Linked DNA regions of Homo sapiens: region 1 is linked to region 2. Evidence: chromatin loops called from intact Hi-C (ENCODE). Cell type or tissue: HepG2. All regions are shown on one strand. Links, peaks and the distances in the headings refer to the core of each region. The heading gives the core; the rest is flanking DNA. Region 1 overlaps GRB14 (growth factor receptor bound protein 14). Region 2 has its middle 210 kb from the start of FIGN.

Evidence for each region. Peaks named below come from ENCODE experiments on the same cell type or tissue, not always from the same donor. Only the 100,000 strongest peaks of a DNase experiment are listed, where the experiment ranks them.
Region 1: it touches region 2 in a loop (2.6-fold over the local background); 1 of 110 quality-filtered maps calls a loop at or near these places.

What each region holds. Positions count from the first base shown.
Region 1 is chr2:164,493,474-164,497,880 of GRCh38, reverse strand. GRB14 (growth factor receptor bound protein 14) reads left to right here. Exons shown (of 14, transcript NM_004490.3): 10 at 391-507; 11 at 598-670; 12 at 786-873; 13 at 3,357-3,450. Among named protein-coding and RNA genes, the nearest start is that of GRB14, 130 kb to the left of the region's middle. In HepG2, for the core only: a CTCF peak has its summit at 2,078 (motif pointing right); a DNase peak (open chromatin) is centred at 2,100.
Region 2 is chr2:163,941,434-163,945,840 of GRCh38, reverse strand. No RefSeq gene overlaps it. Among named protein-coding and RNA genes, the nearest start is that of FIGN, 210 kb to the right of the region's middle. In HepG2, for the core only: no CTCF peak of the experiment used is centred there; a DNase peak (open chromatin) is centred at 2,220.

The sequences.
Region 1 (4,407 bases), core at 289-4,288, 550 kb before region 2:
AGAAACAATGTATCTTTTTAACCAGAGGAAGAGCTATTCCTTTCTAAATGGAAGTTTTCCCATTTTACTAGAGAACGTGAAAAGATAAGTTTGTTTTAGAAGAAAGACATACTTTAAAAGCTTTTAATCTGTTTATTCAACTCTTCAATTACCTTAACAAATTACTATTTAGCTTTTTTAACAAAAATATTTTTAGCACCTTTATATCTTGAATATGTATTTTCACTTTAAATATTCTGCTAGCCCCTTCAGGCACCACCTTCTAGAATGGAAATGTACTGCCAGAAAAACACTGAGAGAAAAACACTGAAATTGAAAAACACTTTCAATTTATTTGAAAGATAACTTTCAAAGAAATTTTCATAACTCAAATGTGTTTCTTTTTTCCAGAGAAGTATATCAGAGAATTCCCTGGTAGCAATGGACTTCTCAGGCCAGAAAAGCAGAGTTATAGAAAATCCCACTGAAGCCCTTTCAGTTGCGGTTGAAGAAGGACTCGCTTGGAGGGTACAAGTAGCTTCACATGCTTCAAAATATTTATGATTTCAGTTTGTTTCACCTAAAAACTTGAGATTTGTTTTCTCCTTCCTTGCTCAGAAAAAAGGATGTTTACGCCTGGGCACTCACGGTAGCCCCACTGCCTCTTCACAGAGCTCTGCCACAAACATGGGTATGTCTGTTCATAGTCATTGCCACTGAGTAGACGGATAGACATGGAAAGGACATGTAATGAAATTGCAGTCATCTCAAACAAAGCTTTGCATTCATCCATCCTATTTCTTTAGCTATCCACCGGTCCCAGCCATGGTTTCACCACAAAATTTCTAGAGATGAGGCTCAGCGATTGATTATTCAGCAAGGACTTGTGGATGGGTAAGTTTGGTATTTTTAATTTTGAGTACTTGTGAATTGGATTTCTCCTATAAGCAGAAATTATTTATTCCATAGCCACAAAGAGTTCTTGATTTGGGCTTATCATAAAACAGAAGTGACATTGTTCTATAAATGAGGTCATCACTGTATTCTAACAGTATCTATATTATACCTGGTACATAGTGTGTGTCTGGTATTTGTATATAAATGGACAAATAACGGAATAGAGTATCTTGTTCTTAACCAGTGATCACTAATATTACCCATTATGTCCTGATTCTAGCATCTCAGATATCAATTGATGGGGGAAAATGAACTTCTTTTTAAGTGTCAATATTTTGATTTGAACATATGATTTCGAAGTATGGTTTATATTATGACATTATGTCAAATGTATTTTTTTAGGTATGATGCAACATGTATTAAGTAAAAAGCTGTTTCTTAAGTGTTTTGAACACTTATTTTTTTGTGTGTTTACATCCCTATTGTCCTTTCTCTAAATTTTAACATCTTAAAGTAATATAGATCCGTGAAAAGAGTACCTTTCAACTGTTTCTCATGTTGTCTTTTAGTGGGGTACCATGGAATACAAAAGAGAAATATAAAATGTATTATGAAAGATTTATAATGTGAAGAATTTTATTTTTCTCAAATTACTCAGTGTTTCAGATACTTTCTATAATACTGGCTGAATTCCCTTTCCAAATGCAGTACAAATGAGGGAGGTTGTATTGTGGTTTAGATGAGTAATGAAATCATTATCAATTTAAACAAGTGGTGATGGGATCTTTTATCTTCAAAAGTTGGCTAATCATGTCATTATCATGACAAGATTTCAAGGTGATTTAATACTGAAATTTGGATAACAATGCTTCTTCACATGGAAGATTATTAATAGGAAGTCAGCATTTCCCCAGACTGTAAATAAGATATTTTAATACGTTTCTTTGCATGGAATGCAGTCTTTTTGGAAATAAATTTGAACAATCAGTAGAATTACAATCTGATGAAACCAAGAAAATAAATGAGTCACAAAGAATTATTAAAATGTTTTGAAAGATTGTAATTTTCTTTATTTCTGAGCCCAGTATTTATAAAGTGAATGAAATGATCGTATAAAAAAAGATACTATCTTATTTTTAGTATTTTTGGTATTCTTTTGGAGAGATGTGATGGTGCCAAGTGATCCACTAGGTGGTAGTGGTGATCTACTTGGGAATGGGAAAAGAATTACAGCTTGATTTACCAGTGAAACGCCCTTTTGTCCCATTTCCCAGTGATGTAATGTCGGAATCTCACACAGCACAAATGAAATGGATAAACTCGTCAGACATCTGTGATGCTTTAAATTTGGCTGCCTCTTTGCCCAGGCACAGTGAGATTCATATTGGATTCACCAGTGGGGATCATTTACACGGTGTATTTACCAGCAGTTAATACAAAACTGGTTTTGCATTGCACTGCCAGTGAATAAGAATCCACTTCTGGCAGCATTTTTCTCTTAGGCTGTTAGAGGCCATGTCTTGTTTTTCTAGCCTGACATTATAGAGGCTTTTCTGCTGCATTCTTCAAGGTTAAAGTATGTGTTTTTTGGATGATTTTTTTTACTTAAAGCATTTTGCTTAAATATTTAATAAATAATTTCAAGATTTTTTTAAAACAATATATTGATTTCTTTCTTGCTATTGTGTATGAACAGTTGAAACCAGAATCAAAAGAAAGGGTATCCAGTATAGAAGAGGGGGTTATAATAAAATAAAATTTCAGGCCAGGCGTGGTGGCTCATGCCTGTAATCTCAGCACTATGGGAGGCCGAGGCAGGCGGATCACTTGAGGTCTGGAGTTCGAAACCAGCCCAGCCAATATGGTGAAACCCTGTCTCTGCTAAAAATGCAAAAATTAGCTGGGCTTGGTGGCATGTGCCTGTAGTCCCAATTACCTGGGAGGCTGAGGTGGGAGAATTGCTTGAACCCTGGAGGCGGAGATTGCAGTGAGCCGAGAGCACTCCAGCCTGGGTGACAGAGCGAGACCCTGTTTCAAAAGAAAAAAAAAAATTCATTCTAAATTCTTACCTTCTTTCAAAACTTAACATGACCCAGAAGGTAAAATAACAGTATGAAAATGCCTTAATCTTTAGGCAAAACAGTTACATGTGAATACCCAGTTTCCCAGTGCAAAGAGAACGTAGCACCAATTGTTGATGCAGACATAACAGTGTATTGTTTATTGTGATCAAACAAACAATCTGACTAATGGGTTGTGTATTTAGCCTATTAAAATTACAGTAGCAGTGATGACAGCTTTATAGTGCAGATTATATTATACCATATTGATTGCCAAGTTGGATAATCCCACCCATTGAATACATAGTAAAGGAGTCCCCAGCTACATTTATGCATACACTTCTTGGATTTATTAATGCTATAGTTCTATGAAATCCATGAGTAAATATAGAAACATTGAAATTCCTTCTCTCTCTTTAGAGTTTTCTTGGTACGGGATAGTCAGAGTAACCCCAAAACTTTCGTACTGTCAATGAGTCATGGACAAAAAATAAAGCACTTTCAAATTATACCAGTAAGTAATTCGTGATTTCACATTTGTGTATTAGAAATGACCTTAATGCATAAGCTTTTGATCTTAATGCATAAGCTTTTGGAAACTTTGGTTTTCTTTTGGTCTTTTTATTAAATATAATTTGGCAGCTTGTGCTTTGACTAGAGTTAACTTTGGCAGAAATGATTTTATGAGCCTGAATTAATATAAGAAATACAGGAATTGTAAAAATTAAATTTTCCTTTTTCTATGAAATATGATTTAGCAATATTGTATAGACCCCATGCCACCTATTGTTAAAAGGGCACTAAAGCTTCTTTCTCCTGAATTCCACTAACGGCTCTTTAGAAAACATTACTTTAAAGCCTTTTCTCCTCTCTTCTCTCAAAAATGTTTTTTTTGTTTTGTTTTGTTTTTAATGGCTATGGCTAGAAACAGAGATTCTATGGAACTGGTGAAGACTTCTGAACACATTTTTAAAAGTTCTGTGATTCGGCTTCTCTGTGACACACAACTTGCTTTGGGATTTCTGTTGCCTCTTCTGCTGTGTGTCTGTGTGGGTGTGCATGTATGTATGTGATGTGTATAGTATATTGGAACTGAATGGTGGGGAGTGAAGATTCAGTCTTTTTGGAAAGGTATTCCATAGTATTGCTAAATTACTAGTGCGTCCTTTTGAATTGCCTCTTTTTGGAGTTATCCAAAGGCTATATAAAATATCCTCCCTACTTCTTTTATTTTGTGATCAATGTCCCCAGCAAATACGAATTGTTTAGTACCAGAAGACTTCACTGATTTAAAAAAAAGAAAACTGACAGAATGACATTCCATTAGCATAATATGTGATTACTTCAGAATAAATCTCATAAAATTATGTAAATATTCATTTTTGTGGCTAAGTAGACAACATTTAGAAAAGGAAATTAATTTCTCAAGTGGGAGCATTAAAATCTTCATTTACTTTTACTCTGAATATTG
Region 2 (4,407 bases), core at 296-4,295:
AAATAGCTAAATTTTTATCAGTAAAATACTGGAAATTTAAGACCTTAAACTGATTTTCTTCAAGATGTCTCAGGTAATAGGTAAATTTGGAATTAAAATACATTCAATTTTTAAAGACTCTAGATCCTGAACACTTTCTAAGCTAGAAATATGAGTCCACTGGACATATATAATCTTTTTTAAAGGAAAGAAAAAATATTTCTTTTACTCCAAACAAGCTATTGCAGCTTCCTAGAATTGCAATAGTATTAGCAGTTCATAAAATTATAATATGTATATATATGTCCGCCTATTTATATACATGAATGCATTTGTGTAAATATATATGAAAACACATAAGTCTGAAAACATGCATACATCTTAAATTACATTTATTTGAAAATAAACCCATCATTGAAGATTTCCTTTTCATATACCTGAAATTGCACTTCAAAAAAAATAAATATGCATTTATAACTGATCTTATTCTCAGTTAATACAAATTAATGGGCTTCCTTATATGACATGTACAATGTCAGGTTAACAATAGCCACCTCGAAGATGGGAGGGGCTTATTTTGGGATGCAGTGGTCTGATCTATCCATCGGCAGAGTTAATTTTTCCTTTCATTCTTGAGTTTCCCCTTGTATATCATGGGTAGTCACAGCCTTTCATTTCCTATTGGAGTTTTCTCTTGGGCTGTTGTCCTGACTCCTCTTTTTCAACTTCCCTTTCCTTCCTAGAATTGTGTTGCTATCTACTTTTGAATATATAACAATAAAATTGAAGCTAAAATGTTCCTTGGGTACATCAGACTGTCCAAGAGAGTCAATAATATGATTGGCATATCCATCCCTTCACCATTTGTTAATGTGCATTGTGCTCAAATGTTCAAATTCATCAGGTCAGTGTTCCAAATGCTGATTGGAAATATTATCTAATGTGCATTGTATGCAGTAGAGTCACACTTCAATTTCAGCACAGGTTTTACATTTTAGTTCCTGCTCATAATCTAAATAAACATAGCGTTTCTCAGCTTAGATTTATTTCAGGCATGCTCTCTCCAAAGGATTTAAAAATTAAAATGACTCCATAGCAGAATGGGAATGTTTATCCATTTAAGATGCTTAGAAATATAAGGCATAATCATCTTTCTTTTAAGCATAATACAGTTTTTGAATAACAGAGAAAATCATTTTGAACTACATTTAACAAGTAGCTTGTTTCAGCTTCGATATTAGCTTGATTTACCATCTGCAGAATTACCAATAACATGATGCATTTATTACCCGTAAAAGCTATTAGCAGGTCATTTTGTTCAGTTCATCATATGTGTCTTGAGACACAATCTGGCGTCTAACAGATTTTCATACATTGATGTCGCAGAGAATCAGACTGTTCTTTAATTGATTGTTTCTTGCTAGACTCCTTTTGATTAAAACAGGTTATGCTATTTGCTTTTACTTCCACATTTCTCCACTTCAAAGTCTGGCCACAGAAAGCAGAAATTATTCTCATTTCTCTGGGTTCTTTTAATTCAAAGTGAATGTATATATTTAAAAGTCTGCCATAATCAAGGGCTTTAAAAATGACTTCGGTTTTTCCAATATATGACTCCCTCAACAAGAATGCAATCCTTACCATGCGTTTAAAAAATGGATTTATCTTTTCCTGCCAAGTCATCATATATTGAACCTCAGAACCTTAAGTGAGTATACAGATCATAGGGACCAAAGGGAATAGAAAGTCTCCCTCAAAGCACTCTTTTCCTCACAATTTGCACAGACCCCGACAAGCAAAGCTGAATTGTGGTGATAGTGTTGTATCCTTTTCCAGAGGGAAAAGAAAAAAGAGTCTTTTGCTAAACTGATTTCAGAAGGCCTAACTCATATTGTTCATTTAAGCAAAGAGATTGCGAAGCTCCTGAGACAGCCCCCCTCCTGAAACGAAACAAAAAAAGAAAAGAAAAAAAAAGGAAATTCCAAAAGATATGTGAACTCAAGGGAGATGGGGTCGGTGGTCCTGTGTCCGGCCTTCTACACACATTCCCCACACAGTTAACACCATAAAAATGAAAAGGCTGAAATCAGATCAGTACTCATCAATAGGAATGAGTAGCAGCTTGCAGGCTCAAAACAAAAGCCTAATTCAGCCCTCAAAAGGTTTTTGTTTGCCTAATGTCAGAAACAAACATAAAACTTTCTATCATGTGACATCCATGACACCAGGCGAGAGCAGTCACCCTTCCCTTAGGCTTCTGTCTGACATAGACAAAAGCCATCAATAGCTCTTTTGTATCCTACCTCAGCTGTCTGTCTTCATTGATGAGTCAGCCAATCATTCCCAATTGTCATCCGCTCCTTCCAGGTGAAATTCCAAAGTTCCCTGTAACAGTCCTCCAGGTCCCAGGACACACTAATTCACAAAATACTATTCTAGCCAATAGCACTCTTCACAGATCAAACATTTTATCAGGAAACAAAAATCATTTTAGTTCTTATTTGAAATTTTTCTGTTTCTTTACTATTGTTTCCACACATTTTGTGAAATATTGGCTCTTCTAAATTTTTTTGGGTAACCAGAAATATGAAAGTATACTACATGTTATTTTGTCATTTTTGTACCAGTAACTCCTTAAAATTTACAGTAGATCTATACAAAGTATAGCTGCATGGGGATTCTAAAAGATTTTTAATGATTTAAACTTGAAAGCCACTATTCAGAGCCAGTGATGCATTGAGGAAAATTATGTAAGTTGTATTTTAGAAATTACTTTTACTCTAAAATTTATTTAAAATCAAGTTGCGCCAATCACTTAAAATATTGCACCAAATTTCACAGGAAATCTCTGGGTGGATGTTTAGTATAAACTGAAAAGCTTAAATGGCTTAAAAATAGCTTGGAAACATCATATAGACACATGAGGCAGTTATTATGTTTAAGTGATGGGAGTTTAATGGTCTTCTCATACATTAAGCCTACACTCTGATGATGGGGAATGCTTTCATCTCACTCTAGAAATGGATAAAAATAAATATTTAGATTGAGTAAATCTGTTGATTTATTTAGTTTCCTTACCTATTTGTAATATTCTTGAAATTCAATGAGGTGAATTTTTACAGCTCAGAGTTCATTAGCCTTCAAATATATAATAAATAGTATGCACTTGGGACAATTAACTGAAGTATAGTCCTGTCTCCTCTCATGATCATATGTTCCAATTTGCACTACTGTAAAATGAAAAAACAGCAGCAACCACACTATTTTATTTGATGGAATACTTCTTTAAATTGACACTAACAAATACTATTCTTAGTTGTGAAGAAATAAGTATAAGTCCTATTCATAAAAATATACCTGTATCAAAGACAGTAGAAATGGCTAAAAATGTACCATTATTTGATTTTGAATTTAAAGTCACAGTTTTCAATGAATCTGTTATGGGGAGATATATCACAGGACACAGCAAGAACTGCATGAAAATTTGTACTTAATACAAATGTAGGCAGGTAATGGAATGGGTTTAAAGATAAATATGTTTTTAAAATGGTATGCTTCTCTAGATGAAAATATGAACTTTTGCCAGAATCCCTTTGAGAGAAGTGGGACAAAAAGCAAAATTCTTTGAAGTGTTCATCAACGTTATCTGTTCTAATCTGGAACTACAAAGTTATACAATCTGTAGATTTCATTTACCAGCTCTGTACCAGTCACTCATGTTAATAAAAAAAAGGATCAGCTAAATGTATTAAAATAGCAGACGTATCCTGAATTGTTTCCTCTGACAAGTGAAATAATAGTTTATTATTATTATTCATCACACATTGCACAGAATTTCTCTGTAGGTCTGTGAAGATGTGATATAAAAGGTAATGTATTACCCAGTCAGAGTTCTCCAGAGAAATAGATCCAATAGGAGATCTATCTACATAGAGAGAAAGAGACAGAGAGAGGGAGAGATTTGTTGTAATGAATTAGCTTGTGTGGCTGTGGAGGCTGTGGAGTCCCAAGATCTATGGTTGGAAAGAAAGAGACTCAGCCAATCAAATGATGTAGTTCCAGTCTGAGCGTGAAAGTCTGAGACACAGGAGTGCTGATTGTGTAGTTCCAAATGAAGTCTAAAGGCCTGAGAAGCAGGAGAGCTGATGGTAAAACTTTTATCCGAGTCCAAATCTGAAAACAAGAGAAGACCAATGTCTCAGCCCAAAGACAGGCAGAGAAGAAGCACAGTCTCCTTAATCTGTCCTTTTTTTCTATTCAGGGCTTCAGTGGATTGGATGAAGCCCACTCACATTGGGGAGGGCAATGCGCTTTACTCAGTCTACTGGTTCAAATGTTACTTTCACCCAGAAACACTCTCACAGTTACACTCAGAATAATGTTTAACCAAACATCTGGGTACCCCATGGCCCATTCAAGTTGATCCAA